Regions from separate parts of the Homo sapiens genome. Here region 2 is linked to region 1. Evidence: chromatin loops called from intact Hi-C (ENCODE). Cell type or tissue: CD14-positive monocyte. All regions are shown on one strand. Each heading gives the region's core, and the rest is flanking DNA. Links, peaks and the distances in the headings are about the cores only.

Region 1 (8,343 bases), core at 113-8,112:
AAATTATGATTTTTTTTTTCCCTGATGGAAATGACCACTCTTGAGGGGTTTTCAGTTAACTATTTATCATCAGAATTTTGAATGGAGAAAATCCAGGGCAAATATTTTTGATAGGGTAAAGAAAAGCCAAATTCTTGGAATACATTACAATGTGGGCAGACTGATGGAGAAAGCAGCCTTTGGGTGGCGGGATTAGCAGGAAGTCAATATGAACCTGCTGGATATGGACAGGACTGTGTGTGTCGGGAGTAGGCGGCAGAGGAGTGGACCCTAAAGAGGACTCTCCCCTGCTTCACGCCAAGGGTAGATCCTCCTCAAGAGTACAGAAGACTCCACCCTAACAGGTTAGAATCTAATTTGTATGTCTACCTTTTGTTTGTTTGTTTGTTTTGTCAGCTAACTAGTCAATCAATATGTATTTGTTAAATATCTCCTAATCTCTTGTCTAATTCACCTTTGTGTTTCACTTAGGTTTCCAAGACATGACAATGGTAGTTTTCTATAACAAAGTTTTCTTTCTTCCCTGTAGTGTCAGGTTTCCCCTCAACTCTCCATCTGGTTTTGTTACCTTTCTTTCAAGTTTAAGTGTCAGTTGGATCAAAAGAGTTAGCAATTGTCATATTTTCTGCTACACTCACCTGAGACCCACCTAGTTATCCAGAACTGGGATTCCTTTTAAACAGGGGGCTCACTGGGCCCCATCTTACTCTCACTGTGGGAGAAGGGAGCATATTACTTCTATTCATCCATCTAACCTTCCATCCAACCAATTAATATTTATCTAGTACCTACTTTGCAGCAGGCATTGTTCCTGGCACTTGGGGATTCCACAGGAAACAAGATGGTCATGGCTTCTGCTCTTAGGAATACTACATTGTAGTGGAGAAGATAGATAATAAACAAGTAAAACAGAAATTCAAACGATCATGATGAGTGAAATGAAGACAATGCATAGGATGTTGAGACACAGAATAACAAGGAAAGATACGGATGGCATTTTCTTGGTATAGGTTGACCAGAGAAGGCTTCTGCATTTATAAGCTTATCACTTCCCCACTGGAAGTTATGTTACACGCCATCCTGGTGAAGTGGGTGGGGAATGGTACTCTGTCTGGTATCTGCTGTATTATTTGTCCCTAGATGCTCCAGAGCCTTTCTGTGAGGTGAGAGTGAGACCTGGACATATAATTATATTGATCTAGTCTGAGGTAAGGTAATGAGAATTTAGTAAGAGTAGTAATCTAATAGAATACCTCTCGATAGGATGAGTATTTTCCCTCTGATGCCTGGGCAATCTGGAATCCCGTGGAGTTCTTCCAGATTTCCCCTGGCCCAGGAATTCTGTCCTGGGCTATAGGGCAGGGCACTGGAGTTCAGCCTTAGTGGAAAAGGTGAACATTGGTTGAGTGTTTAAAAATTACATTAATTATAAATGCTAAATATTCAGCCAGAAGGATTTTAATTGCAAAGGGTACTGCAAATTAGCATAATCTGATGGTAACTTGTCAATGTGGGCATTAACAAATTGCCCCTCACCCTCAAAGTTATGTAACAGCAAAACCAACCTACCTGACCAATGCCAGCATTTGTAATGAAACATATATCACACATATATCACACTCGGTGATGTTGAGGGAAAAATAATACTTGCATGACAGATAACTAAATGTCAATCAAAATAAACACCAAGGTCCAAGATACGCTGGAAATTCAAATACACAGCAATGAAAGACTTTTGCTGCAAATGAAACAAGAGCCACATGAATGGCATGACAGAGAAGTTTATGGAAAGTATATTTTGAAGAAAAACCTCTTCTCATTGAAGTTACAAATGCCAGGGACCCCACATGCACGGAGGTGGAACAATACCTGTTATTTTTAGGTACTTTGTACATTTCGGCGTATTTAACGCATGCTTCTGAATTGAGTAGGGCAAAGATTGCCAGAGGATCTGTGTAATTTAAACAGTTAATTTGGGTAAATTTACTGGTAAATACTATTGGCTGACATTTATCTCTATCCTATCCCCTGAGTGCCACCTAGTACAGCGAGGGCTTCTCCCAGTCCCTCTGGATTAGAGAACAGCAAAGGCAGTGCCTTGAAAAAGTTTACAGTTCAGTTCAACCCACCCTGATCTAATCATGGTCTCACAGTGGGTAAAATTACCCCTTCCTGTGAAGTGAAGTTTAAATATCTCAGCTGTATTTCTGCTTGATTCCTTATTTAATGTAACTCGGCTTGTGTTAGTCTTTGTAATGGCTCTAAACCTTAATCACTCCCATCTGTTAAATATTACACGGTAATTTGGTAGTGAAAGAGTACTAGGCTAGGAGCCAGTTTGATTCTAGTCCTAGCTTTGTCACTAATTAGCCGTGTGACTCCAATGAGTTGGTTCATCTCTGCCTTGGTTTACGATCTCCCCATCATCAACCTAAGCTTTCTCTACTCCTCTATGACCTTCCCAATTAGTAGGGAGAAGAGGCAGCTCTAAGAAAGTGCATTGAGACTTCACATCTAAGGAAGTGGAGGTGGAGATGAGAGGAAAGGAAATCATTCTCCTCTCAACCCAGACACACAAGCCTGCTTGTGCCTGGATCTTTTTCCCACCTGGTGTAATGAAACACACATCCCTGTTCCTATCGAAACCCTGATCTTCCATTTGGGCTTTAAGTCCATCCTCTTAGCCCTCTCAAATACTCTTTGGTTATCTGCTTTTCTGCTTTCAGCTTTCCTCTCTCCTGCATCTCCCCAAAATCTTCCTTGTCCCACACGCCCTGCGAGTTACTGCTGCACTTCTCAGCTACCCATTTGCAGTCTGCCTTCTTTAAGGTGTGGTCCACATAGGCTGCCTGTTACAGCCTGAAACACACTTCTGTGACCTCTGCCCTGCTAGGTCAGCCTCTTCCCCATTTTCTCCAGTGCTTTTTCACAACTTAATATTCTGTAAGTAGTCATGACATTGTATGCTCTTATGCCAAGTAGTCTTCACCTTTGAGTGTAGTAGTGTAATTTGATGATATTTTTTCCTGTACGATTTTCTGTATGTCCTGGAATTAATGCAGTAGTTCCCTATTATCCACAATTTTGCTCTGTTGGGAGCAAGCCCCCCAAAATCTGGCCATAAACTGGCCCCAAGACTGGCCATAAATAAAATCTCTGCAGCACTGTAATATGTCCATAATGGCCCTAATGCCCAAGCTGGAAGGTTGTGAGTTTACGGGAATGAGGGCAAGGAACACCTGGCCTGCCCAGGGAGGAAAACTGCTTAAAGGCATTCTTAAGCCACAGACAATAGCATGAGCGATTTATGCCTTAAGGGTGCGTTCCTGCTGCAGTTAACTAGCCCAACCTATTCCTTTAATTTGGCCCATTCCTTCGTTTACTAAAAGGGATACTTTTAGTTAATTTAATATCTATAGAAACAATGCTAATGACTGGTTTGCTGTTAATAAATACTTGGGTAAATCTCTGTTTGGGGCACTCAGCTGTGAAGGCTGTGAGACCCCCGATTTCCCACTTCACACCTCCATATTTCTATGTGTGTCTTTAATTCCTCTAGCGCCACTGGGTTAGGGTCTTCCCGACCTAGCTGGTCTTGGCATTGCTCTCTGGGATTTTGCTTTCTGTTATCCACAGTCCAATGTGGTCTGAAAGTATTAAATGAAAAGTTACAGAAATAAACAACTCAACCATTTTATTTATTTAAAAAATAATTTCAACTGTTATTATTGATTAAAGGGTACATGTGCAGATTTCTTGTATGGGCATATATATGACACTGAGGCTTGAGGTCCCAGTGATCCCATTACCCAGGCAGTAAGCATAATACCCAACAGGTGGTTCTTCAGCTGACATCCCCTTCTCTCCCTCCACCATCTTAGTGGTCTCCACTGTCTATTGTTCCCATGTGTATTCAATGTTTATCTCCCACTTATAAGTGAGAAAATGCAGTATTTGTTTTTTTGTTCCTGTGTTAGTTCACTTAGGATAATGGACTCCAGTTCTATCCATGTTGTTGCAAAGGACATATTTCATTCTTTTTATGGATGTGTAGTACTTCATGATGTATATGTACCATATTTTCTTCATCCAATCCACTGTTAATGGGCACCTAGGTTGATTCCATGTCTTCACTATTGTAAATAGTGCTGCAATGAACATGTGGGTGAATGTGTCTTTTTGATAGAAGAAAGTATTTTCCTTTAGGTATACACCCAGTGGTGGGATTGCCCGGTGGAATGGTAGTTCTAAGTTCATTGAGAAATCTCCAAACTGCTTTCCACAGTCACTGAATTAGTTTGCATTCCCACTTACAGTGTAAGAGCATTCCTTTTTCTCCACAGCCTTGCCAGCATCTGTTGTTTTTGAGTTTTTAATAACAGTCATTCTTACTGTTGTGAGATGGTGTCTCATTGTGGTTTTGATTTGCATTTCTCTGACAATGAGTGATGTTGAGCATTTTTTATATGTTTGTTGGCCACTTGTATGTCTTCTTTTGAGAAGTGTCTGTTCATGTCCTCTGGCCATTTTTAAAAATTTAACTTTTATTTTAAGTTCAGGGGTACATATACAGGTTTGCTATATAGGTAAACTTGTGTTAGGAGGGTTCGTTGTATAGACTGTTTTGTCACCAATAGCCTAGTACCCATTTATTATTTTTCTCGATTCTCTCCCTCTTCCCAGCCTCCCACCTCTGGTAAGCCCTAGCGTCTGTTGTTCTTCCCATGTGTCCATGTGTTCTTATCATTTAGCTCCCACTTATAAGTGAGAACATGTGGTATTTGGTTTTCTGTTCCTGTGTTCGTTTACTAAGATAATGGCCTCCAGCTTCATCCATGTTCCTGCAGAGAACATGATCTTGTTCTCTTTTATGGTTGCATAACAACTCATGTGTTTTAAATTGCATGCCCTTCTGAGTAGTGTGATGAAATCTCAAACCATGTCCCTCCGTTCTGCGCTGGATGTGAATCATTCCTTTGCCCAACGTCTCCATGCTTTCTACATTCCCTGCCCATTAGTCACTTAGTAGCCGGCTCAGCTATCAGATTCACTGTCATGGTATCCAGTGCTTGCATCCAGGTAAATCTGATTTTACTTGACTATGGCCATAAGTGCAAGAGTTGTGATGCTGCTTTGGGAGGCCGAGGCAGGTGGATCACCTGAGGTCAGGAGTTCGAGACCAGCCTGGCCACCATGGTGAAACCCCGTCTCTACTAAAAACACAAAAACTAGCTGGGAATGGTGGCATGCACCTGTAATTCCAGCTACTTGGGAGGCTGAGGCACGAGAATTGCTTAAACCTAGGAGACAGAGGGTGCAATGAGCTGAAATTGTGCCACTGCACTCCAGCCTGGGCAACAAAGCAAGACTCCATCTAAAAAAAAAAAAAAAAAAAAGAGTTGTAATGCTGGCAATACAGATATGCCAAAGAAAAGCAAGCTAGGAAGTGCTTCCTTCAAGTAAAAATGTGAAAGTTTTAATAAGGAGAGTAAATGTATCATATGCTGAGGTTGCTAAGATCTAAGGTAAGAACAAATCTTTTATCTATCAAATTGTGAAGAAGGAAAAAGAAACTCATGCTAGTTTTGCTGTCACACATGAAACATCAAAAGTTATGGCCACAGTGCATAAGTGCTTAGTTAAGATGGAAAAGGAATTAAGTTTGTGGGTGCGAGACATGAACAGAAATGTATTATGATTGATGGCAATCAGGTTCTGTACTATTTGTGGTTTCAGGCATCTACTGAGGGTCTTAGAACATATCCCCCATGGATAAGGAAGACAACTGTAATGACTTTAAAAATTGCATAATTTTCTATGCCTCATTACTATTTTTTTTTCCGCGGTGACCCAATGGCATGGTAAACCACCCTCTAATGTTTCCCATACTTTCGGTGCATTTGTTCCATTTTGTTTTTCCTGGACACCACTGTCTGGGAACCCTCCATTTCTTTGTTGTTTTGCTCTAGTCTGAATGTGTTGCCCTCTAGGCCTGCTACTCAGCTGTCATCTTGGGACTTCCCTTGACCATTGCTAGATGACATAAATGTGATTCAAGAAATTTTATCTGGCAGCCGCTTGTGGGACATATTGGAGCCAGGAGAGATGGCAGCATGAGGACAAATTCAGAGGACTTTGGAATGAGCTCCTGCTTGAGATAATTAGAACTTCAAATATATGCTTATCAGTGAAGCAGAGACTCCTTTCTGGTTCAGTGATAGCATGTCTAAAAAAATAATAATAACATTATTATTAAATATTATTCTAGCTAGCTAGAATCCAGGTCCAATGATGGGAGCAGAGTCACTCTGAGTGTTATAGGATAAGAGATGTACCTCCTGGCTAGATTTTGTGCAGCTGTGGGAGGTGAAGGGCAGCTGCTGCTGGTCAATCCTAAGAGCCAGGCACATCCAGCCACTGAAGTGCTATGGTGAGGGGTATAGGAAACGTCTGTGAGTTCTCAGCCTAATGTCTGGTGATTGGCTTAGGGCCACTGCTGGTCAATGGGGTCAGGAATCTGGAAGAAGGGCTGGGGAGCAAAGAAGAGCCAGGAGAATCTGGATCTGCCTGACATCTTTGAGTCTATCTGCCACTTCTACTAACCACCATGACCTCCAAAGAACAGTGGCTGCAGCTGTTCTTCTGCCTCTAAAATCTCAACACCTTTTGGTGAACTCTCACCAGGAACATTTAGATGAAGGTAATACAGTTCCTGCTAAACCAAACTGATAACCAATCGTTAGGGGCTGAATTGTGCTCCTCATCTTCCCAAATTCATATGTTGAAGTCCTAACCCCCAGTACCTCAGAATGTGACTATATTTGAAGACAGGATCTGCAAAGAGCTAATTAAGGTTGGATGAGGTTCACAGGGTGGGCCCTAATCCAATATGATTGGTATCCTTAAATGAAGAGTTGGTTAGGGCAGAGACAGGCACAGAGGAAAGACCATGTGAAGAGACATTGAAAGACGGTCATCTACAAGCCAAGGAGAGAGATATCCTAGAAGATATCAGCCATACTGACACCTTGATCTCAGATTTCCAGTCTCCGGAACTATGAGGAAATACACTTCTGTTGTTTAAGCCACTCAGTCTGTGGTACTTTGTTAGGGCAGCCTTAGCAAACACATACACTGATCAATCCAGCACGACGCCTTACATTTACATATTGCTTTGTACATTGCAAAGCATTTCAATATTTTTTTAAATTAAATTAAATTTAAAGTTCCAGGATACATATGCAGGACATGCAGATTTGTTGCATAGGTAAACGTGTGTCATGGTGGTTAGCTGCACCTGTTGACCCATCATCAATATGTTAATCATCGCAAATGTTGATAACATAGCTAACACTCATACAGTGTTACTATGTGCTAGGCAATGTTCTGAGCACTTTATATATCAGGGATGTCCAATCTTTTGGCTTCCCTGGGCCACCCTGGAAGAAAAAGAATTGTCTTGGGCCACATACAAAATACACTGACACCAATGATAACTGAGGAGCTAAAAAAAAAAAAAAAATCACAAAAAATATCATAATGTTTTAAGAAAGTTTATAAATTTGTGTTGGGCCACATTCAGAGCCATCATGGGCCACATGTGGCCCACAGGCTGCGGGCTGGACAAACTTGTTATGTATATTAACAAGTTTAATCCACACAATAGCACTGTGAGACAGAGCTGCCTATCTGTGCCCTAATCAACTCTTCATTTAAGGATACCAATCATATTGGATTAGGGCCCACCCTGTGAACCTCATCCAACCTTAATTAGCTCTTTGCAGATCTTCAAATATAGTCACATTCTGAGGTACTGGGGGTTAGGACTTCAACATACGAATTTGGGAAGATGAGGAGCACAATTCAGCCCCTAACGATTGGTTATCAGTTTGGTTTAGCAGGAACTGTATTATCCTCATCTAAATGTTCCTGGTGAGAGTTCACCAAAAGGTGTTGAGGTTTTAGAGACAGAAGAATAGCCGCAGCCACTGTTCTCTGGAGGTCATGGTGGTTAGAAGAAGTGGCAGACAGACTCATCTCCATTTCACAGATGAGAAAAATGAAGTACAGATAATTCAACTAACTTGCTTGAAATCACACAGCTTGTAAGTATTGAAGCCAGGATCCAAACCCTGGCAGTGTAACCCCCTTCTCTTTCTTGCCCTGGACTCTTTCTGGCCTTCCTGGCACCTGACCTTTCTTTCCATTTATATGGCATCACTGTTTACACACACTTCTCAGGCTCAGTCTCCCCTTTTGTGGGTCATGAATCTAATTTCTTTGTCCTCTTGGTGGGTCTCTGCTTTTGTTCACAGGGGAAATCTTCCAGGGAACCCATGTATA
Region 2 (8,290 bases), core at 1-8,000, 180 kb before region 1:
ACTCTTGGCCAGAGTCTAAGGACAATTTCCTTTTAAAAACAGAGAGGGCAGCAAGGCTCAGCAGGACACAGACACACAATTGGCATGCAGGCTGTCCTCGCACCCTCTGTCTACCCTGCTGCCCATTAACGAGGTGTGCCAAGTCCACAAAACAAAACTGCATGTGGTTCCTAGACCTGGGGTGGGGGTTGGTGAGGAATAACCTTCTAAATGCAATAAACACAGCATAACATGAAAAACTGGCTAAGTCAGGTGGAGGTGGAGGGTGTTAAAAGGAAAAAAAAAGAAAAGAACTAAAGAATTCAATTATGGTAAGAATAGAACAGAACTATCATTTCTTGCCTTCACACAATTTGTCACTGCAAAAGCTTTTCAAAGAAATACAAACGGAGGCAAAAGAAACTAGTCTCACAGGTTCTAACATATAAAATTTGTCCTTATAACTACTTTCCATATGAATTCAACATGCAACTCATAGGAGCTATTGAATTCTCGCTTCATAGGAATATTTAAATGAGAATACAAGACCAACACTTCTAGAAAATTGAATGTTTAGTATTATACTCCCCACATGACCCCCCCCCAACACTCTCCTTTCAATCTTTCAGTTATTACTAATTTCTCATTTATATTCAGGCTCTAATACTTTTATGCACATTATCATGGGTCTCTTTCTTGAATTCTGCTAAAAATTTTCATTTCACTCCATCTTTCCATGTATTAAAGAAAAATGAAAAAGCTGCTAAAAATCTCAATTGTCATCACATTACATGAGAAAGCAAGCATTATAAAATAGTTTAGGATATAAAAAGAGAAAATGACTTTTCCTATAAGGAAAGACTTGCTTTTCTGTACACCAGAGCCAAAGAAACTTGCACCTGATAGCAATTATCAAATGCAAATTTTGTTTAGAAACTGCTTTTATAAAATTGTTTTGTAACTAATCTTGACAAGGTGCCCTTATTCCACCTTTTAAATAATCTTCTCTAATTCAACTATTTTTATGATTCTGTAAAGCTCTGTATTCTCGGAAAAATTAAATCACTTTTCCTTTGGAATTAGGCTACTGAAGAAAGCGTTTTTAACTTAAAAAAAATAAAAGGTGAAAATATATAACTTGGTGGAGAAAAACGATTACGTATGTATCTTCAATCTGCTAAGTGCTGCAATGGTTGATAAAATCACTTATGTATGTGCGGAGAGTCATGGTTTTTTGATTGATCTGCAAAGAAAAATTAACTTTGGCTTTTGAACAATATAATAAAAGATATTATTTGAACATTATAAAGTATAACATTTATGAAATAAGTATCCCTTTGGGCTGGGTATGGGAAAGAAAAGGGCTTCCCTTCAGGTATCATTAATAAATTCCTTGATTTTAACACAATATTCCCAATCTATTACTACTCAATACTGAAAGGCAGCTCTTACCCTTGCATTCTGTTTCTCTGTTCTCATTGTCTTATTCACTTGTGTTAGAATAAGGCAACATTAAAGAAGGTATAATAGCTTACTAGTGGTATCAGAATCTCTTCCAGAAATATCCTGTGATGCCAGTCAGGTCTCCTCAATATATAACTACTGCAGTTAGGCCCACCCATCTTAAACCATTCCTTCCCATTCCCTTCTTAGACCCTAAGAAAGAAGACTACACAAGAGAAAAAAGAAAAATGCGTGTGATTTACTAGTGAGGAAACCGGTATTTGACAAAGCTGATAACAGCAAAGCTGAGCATAAGGCTTGTCTCTGTGTGAAACCGAACAGAAGATAAACCTTAAAGACACAGCTGTGCCTGAAGCGCAAGTATGGACCATCTCCAATAAGCAATAAGTGGTTTTTGAATGAAGGTGGTTTCCATTTAAGCAAAGTATTCAGTGAATTTTTCTTCCCCCTCATGAAGGCGAACCAGACTATAGGCATTAATGCTACAAATGACACTACCCACAAAGGAAGTGAAATCCCTTTACTTTTATACTAACTATAGGATTGGGTTTCAGCTTTGGCCACAGCGATCCTGGAGAGGAAACCAAGAGGTAGATACCAGGTTATAAAAACAATGGTTTCTTCTCAGCCGAGTTCTGTGGTCATTTTATTACTCTCTACATTTTTCCATACAAATCATGTTAAATATACTTATATTAGACTTACCCTCCACTTTCCCAAAATTATTATTAGATATACACAGGTTGAGTATTCCTTATCTGAAATGCTTGGAACCAGAAGTGTTGTAGATTTCATGTTGTTCTGGATTTTGGAATATTTGCATTATACCCCTTGACCACTGAATCTGAATTCTGGAATGCTCTAATGAGAATTTCCTTTGGGTGTCAAAAAATTTTGGGTTTTTCAGCATTTTAGATTTCATATTTTCAGACTAGGAATACTCCGCCTATAATGCCAATTACAAAAATAAGAAATATAGTAGATGTTTAATTCAATGACAACTATAATAATAGTGTTCAACGACACTCACTAAACAGGTTCTCGGATACTGTGTCCCTATTTTTATAACAACTTCCAACCCCACAAACACAAATTTCTAGTTGTGTAATGATTGACCAAGCTTTTATGCACCACACATCAATTCAGGTGCAGTTGCCAAGGTAACTTCTGCCCAGAACATAACGACTCAACCCAAACTTAAGACTTTTCCTTAAAAAGAAAAAGAAAGGGAGTCATTAAGCAACCACTTATCAATACTGACCTTGTTGTTCAACATCTGCTTCAGTTTTCGAAGAACCTGGTGCAACAGGAAGAGGCCGAGGTGGCCGGGGCTTTGGTGTGGGAGGCGAGATTTTTTTCCTTCCAATATATTCTACGTAAGTTCCCGGAAAGTCCCCCCTTTCCCCTGTGGTTTCATTATAGCCATTTAACCAGCCAATTTCTTCAGGCCTGGCTTCCTGTCCATCACTGAATCCAAGAGCTACTAAGGACCCTTTATTCACAGTCAATATGTCACCCAAGTGCAAGTCAATATCTTCTTCTCTTTCCTTTTTATAATCATACAGCGCTCTGTACTGGTACCCCTCAGCACTCATGTTTGCAAATCTGCTACCATGCAACAGTTGAGCCTGGTTGTACAGAGCAGTCTGATTTTACGTTTTTATGAAAAGTGAATTCAGAGAATGTGTTAGAATTCCTATTATGTGTCCAGCAGAGGACAAAGGACCACTCTCCAAAGGTTTAAGAGGAGAGGTGACTGGCCATACGGCTGTCCATCTGTCCTCCATCAATGGTGTGACCGAAGACAGGGCTCCACTTCCTCTGCGTGCCACAGTCCTCTCACTGGCTTCCTTTTCAGCAACTTGTCAACACTTTGAATCCAGGCTGACTCTCACAGCGAGGCCCAATCCTTTCTGACACTTTTGTCACACTGTCCATCTGTCGTCTGATTGTACCGTGGCACTCCACACACGAGCTTCACCTAGGAATGAAAAAAACGAGACTTAAGAATGAACAGCACACTTTGCCATCTGTGTTAATTGGAATTTCTACTTCCATTCAACAAGTACTTAATCGATTTGGCAGACAGACACAGGCCAGTGTGCTATTGCTTGACACAACAGAGATTAGTAAGGCAGTCCCTGCCTTCTAAGAACACCGGGCGGGGGCAGAGGGGAGGAGTGTCGGCATGAGGCAATGTCTTAGCGATAATGTGACATTATCGCTGATAATGTGGCTCAGAGTACACAGAGCCACAACACTAGTACATGTCATAAGAGAGGCAGAAACTAAACACTGCAGGGTTCAAACGAGGGAGAAAGCACACTAACTGCAGGAATCTGAAGACAGAATGGCATGTGTGGTCGGACGCTAGTTACAGAAGTGACCAAGAAAATGTCATATTCTGAGAAGAGCTAGAACAGGCAGTCCAATCCGTCTGGAGCCAAAGAGGGAGCAGTGGGATTGGGGTTAGAGATTTAGGTAGGGGCTGTAGGACATCACGCATGCCCATGCTGAGTTTGTGAGTAATTCAGCCCACAGTGTGGAACACGGAAAGGGCTTGGTGAAAAGTGAGCAACGGGATCAGAGCTGCACTCCAGGAATATCAATCTAACCACAGTGTGCGAGAAAGGTGTGTTGCAGAGGTCTGGCCAAGAGGTAGTGAGGACACAAACCAGGGTGGCAGCAGCAGGTGTGGAAAGGGGAGGAGTGAAATAAACACTGCAGAGAAAGAACATGTGGGATGTGGCAAATGCTTAAATGTGCGGCGAGAACGAGAGGAGCAAAGGGTGCCTGATCCTGCATTAATGAGAGTTTGGAGCACTATCAGGCAAAGAGAAGCCAGGTGACCTGATGGGCTGACGGTGATTCTGGGCACCCCTGTGCAAGTGTGCTAGTGGCTGATGAAACCCTGGTCTGTGATTCAGAAGAGGAAACATGCTAGGGATTTGGCAATCGGCCACAATTAGGCAAGGCTGAATTCAATGGAATGGAAGAGCTCACAAGGACAAATCAAAAGTTAAAAAAAAAAAAAAATGATCCAAGGGCCAAATAGTGAAGTTCAATGTATGTAACTGAGGAAGGAAAGTCAAGGTTTAGAGACAACATCCCAAAAACAAGGAAGAAGAGTTCAAGTAGGAAAATGTGATCCCTAAGACTAAATCCTGCAAAGGCATCCAGACAGGAGAGACTGAGTCAAGGCTAAATAATTTGGGGCTTCGCCCATGATGGAATCATCACGCAGATTCCAGTCCAGCAGTGAGGACAGCAACAACATCTTAAGGAGTTAAAAAATATTAGAGAGGAAGTAGCAATGGTTGCTACAGACCACTCTATAAAGACAGCTTGATGGAGGAAATGTGAAATGTAAGTGTTTTTCTTTTTTGTTCTTAAACATAGTGGAGGCAAGGGAATTAGAGAGTTACTAAGTCAGAGTAGATGGCTGAGAACGGCATGTACACATATACACTTTGTACTCCAGGCATTTCTCAATGTTATCTTTATTATAAAGAGTAAAAGCCACCCAAAGGTTTCAGTTAAGCTGGCTGCACAATAAAGCAATAAAAACAATAGCCACACAATTTCAGTGGGCTATATCAAAGAGAGCTTTTATAAGTTTTAAAGAGTGGAACACTTTAGAAGTTTAATATTACAGGCACTCGTCAGTGGAGGCATCTTAAGAAGCAAAATCTAATCATAGATTAATTGTTATGTTGGCATTCAGAAGTGTAAAGTATTCAACTTTACATGGGTAAAGCCTCTTAGCTGTAATACAATAACACACTTAGGAGAGTTACATATTAAAAGAAGCAAAAACAAACACTGGAAGTCTTTGTGGAGCAAGAATATTAATTGGGGATAGTACTCTACTTCGCATTTCAGTTGTCGGAGAAAAAAATCAAAGCAACCAATAGAGCATATCAGAAAAATAAGCTATATTATTTGTTTAAAGAAAGCCTTTCCTTTTGAAAGATCCAGAATCAAATTGAATATTCACTGCATAAATTCACATGAAAATGTAGAACTAGCAAATCTCATTTTTAGTACTAATGTACTCTGTACAAAAGAGACAGAGACCTCTAAAGAACATGAACATTTACATATCCCTAAATGCTTAGAAACCAGGCAATGTGCCTAAGAATAATTTAATTCCTCCAAATCTGCCTTGAAATTTTTGTTAGCTTTTCCTGGCAATGTATGTCTTTTAGGGGGGAAAAAAAAATCCTCAACCAGTAGGCTGGGTAGATCTTTATGCCAGCTGCTTCCTAACACTTCCTTTATTCCAGCCACCCAGTGGGCCAGTTTGGTGGGATTCTTAATAGAATGGGAAGTATAATGAACAAACTCTTCCCCATCTTCAATCCTCCAGGAACCATCAAGCAAGCCCCTGCTCACAGCTTACCTCTGAAGCTGTTCCTTGCCAGGGGGCTCTGTATTAAGAAAAGGCTCCAGGACTTGTCAAGGTTTTACAAACCTAAAAGCTGTGCTTGAGTCTGCCTGAGGCTAAATTTGTGCAAAGGGAAATAGAAACCTAAGGAACATGATGACTTTTAGAGGCTAGACACCAGAGAGGCAATCCCTGTCTGAAGTGACAGAGAACTAAAGGTCTCTACAAATTCTCTCTCCCTTGCCACCTGTAAGAAGAACCTTACTTTGTGGGTAAGAAGAACCCTGTGCAGAACTCTGGGTCCTCATCTGATAAAAAGAACCACAAATCTTCTATGACTCTAGGATGGTAAATAGAACACACCATTTCTGTCTTCTGAGACCCCAAAGTAAGGCCAGGAAGATGGATACAAACAGGGCATCCATCCATTGATGCAGACGTTAATTCAAGGCCAGCCATTAGTCAGTGTCAATTAAGTGGTCTGAGGGCAATGTTGTGGAAAAAAAAAAAAAAGGAGAGCAGTCAAGTCATTGGGGTGGGGACTGGACAGCATGGTGATAAGATGTAGAGAGCCCTTAGCTAGACAGAGAAGGCAGCCACCCCTACTCTTTTGCACATTGTACACTTTCTCCTGACTGCCATGTCCATTTTGACGTCTGTCATTCTTGAGGACTGAATGGGTTAATCCACATAAAACTCCGGTTAAGTATTGGGTGATGATGATGATGATGATGATGATGATGATGATGATGATGATGATTGAGTTTGTACACATATAGCTCCCAATTAGTATTAGATGATATGATGATGCTGACTATATATAGTTATATACAGTCATATATATATAGTCATATATATAGTCATATATGTATGTGTGTGTGTGTGTAGATAACTATATAAAAACAGGTACTATCAGTAGTCTCACTTAACATAGGACAGAAAATATCTCTGTCACGATAATACTTAGCAATTGCGAAGAGGAACTAGAATTCAGATCCAGGCAGTCTAGCTCTGTAAGTCCCATTTTTAACACCTCCAGCATCTACTGCCTGAACTCAACTTGCTTTGGTGTGGATGATGCAGGTTCGTGGCCTGCACAAGCTGATCACTCCAATTAACCTTAACTGTCTGTCTGCCTCTTTAACTCTCTCAGACAGCGGCTTTACTGATAGTGTATGTGGCTCTTTCACACTACCTGCACACACAAAAAAGCTATTTTAACTCGGCAGTTCCATCAACTCCAAAACCCAGCATCTCAGCCATGCAAATTTTCTTCCAAAGAGACTTCATTAAAATGTGTCCCTGCGAAAGAAGTCCATAAACTAGTGAATAAAAGAATACTGGGCACACCACTTCTGGAAGGCTGCCCACTTCTGGAATCCTGCCTATTTCTGCTCTATGAGCTTCGCTTCTGCCACCTGTATCCTTAGCACCTCTGCCTCCTGCCACTATCCCAGGCCCCTCCACTGAACAATTTCCAATAACCCAGCTCCTCCTTAGGGGGATATGGCACTGCCACAAGGACTGTCACATCTAGAGGACTGGGAAGTTCTCTTTTCTCTCATCCTCAAATTCTTCACAGTACTGCAGAAGACCCAGCAGCCTGAGGTATTTGGTAATACCTGTGTAACCACCACCCCTACCGAGATCGACCTGGAGCCTAAACTATCCAAATCAACAGGATTTTTCCTCAGATTCACTCTATCATGCCTCTATTCTCTTTTGCTACATATACCTGCCCACTAAACTATTTTTACCCAGTTCTGACATGATTATTCACATAGCAAAGGCTTTTTATATGTAGATAACATTATCTACAATGTAATATTTTCAAATAACCAAGGCAGTTTTGTGATATAGGCTCCAAGCTAGTGCATGCATAAGTTATTGTAACAAAGGGTATAAAGGAATCCTACGAACAAGTAAACTAACTTACTCTTATATAATATCATATGCAACAGTTCAAAATTTTAAGGAATTTTTCTCCAGTCTTTCAATCCTTCTAATGACTGCCTGCAATCCCATTAATCAGAAGCATATTTTCTGTCCCTGCTAACATACAGAGAAATTCTCTTTCTATTCCCCAAAATAAAATTGTTTCTGATGTTTGACAAATAGCAATCCACAGCTACTTAACGTACAACTGCTGTAAAGTAGATTTTCTGTGTAACCCTCTAACCTATAGGCATTTTGGCAAAGAGCCAAACAAAAAAGCCCTCTCTGACTTTGTTGAGTTACTCCATTCTCCATTTAGAAATGACAAGAATTTGGAGAACTTGATGGACAGGCAGGAATACAGGATATTTTTAAATCACATTAAATTAATCAAGAATATATCCAAGTCATGTGATTCTATCTCCCAATGAAATTAGCAGTTAGGCATTGGATGGCAGCACGAAATGGGTCTTCAACCAAGGCAGGAGGGTATGGAAGGGTTCCTGGGCCCACAGCCCATATCTC

The links. Hi-C counts contacts between places; a loop is a spot of excess contacts. Peaks named below come from ENCODE experiments on the same cell type or tissue, not always from the same donor. Only the 100,000 strongest peaks of a DNase experiment are listed, where the experiment ranks them.
Region 2: a loop joins it to region 1, with 1.9 times the contacts of the local background. A loop is called at or near these places in 11 of 110 quality-filtered maps.

Annotation. Positions count from the first base shown.
Region 1 is chr5:68,043,236-68,051,578 of GRCh38, reverse strand. No RefSeq gene overlaps it. Among named protein-coding and RNA genes, the nearest start is that of LINC02219, 140 kb to the left of the region's middle. In CD14-positive monocyte, for the core only: no CTCF peak of the experiment used is centred there; a DNase peak (open chromatin) is centred at 4,958; H3K27ac peaks cover 1,065 bases.
Region 2 is chr5:68,221,424-68,229,713 of GRCh38, reverse strand. PIK3R1 (phosphoinositide-3-kinase regulatory subunit 1) reads right to left here. Exons shown (of 16, transcript NM_181523.3): 2 at 2,705-3,424. The coding sequence starts at 3,038. Among named protein-coding and RNA genes, the nearest start is that of PIK3R1, 9.8 kb to the right of the region's middle. In CD14-positive monocyte, for the core only: no CTCF peak of the experiment used is centred there; a DNase peak (open chromatin) is centred at 4,373; H3K4me3 peaks cover 500 bases; H3K27ac peaks cover 4,368 bases.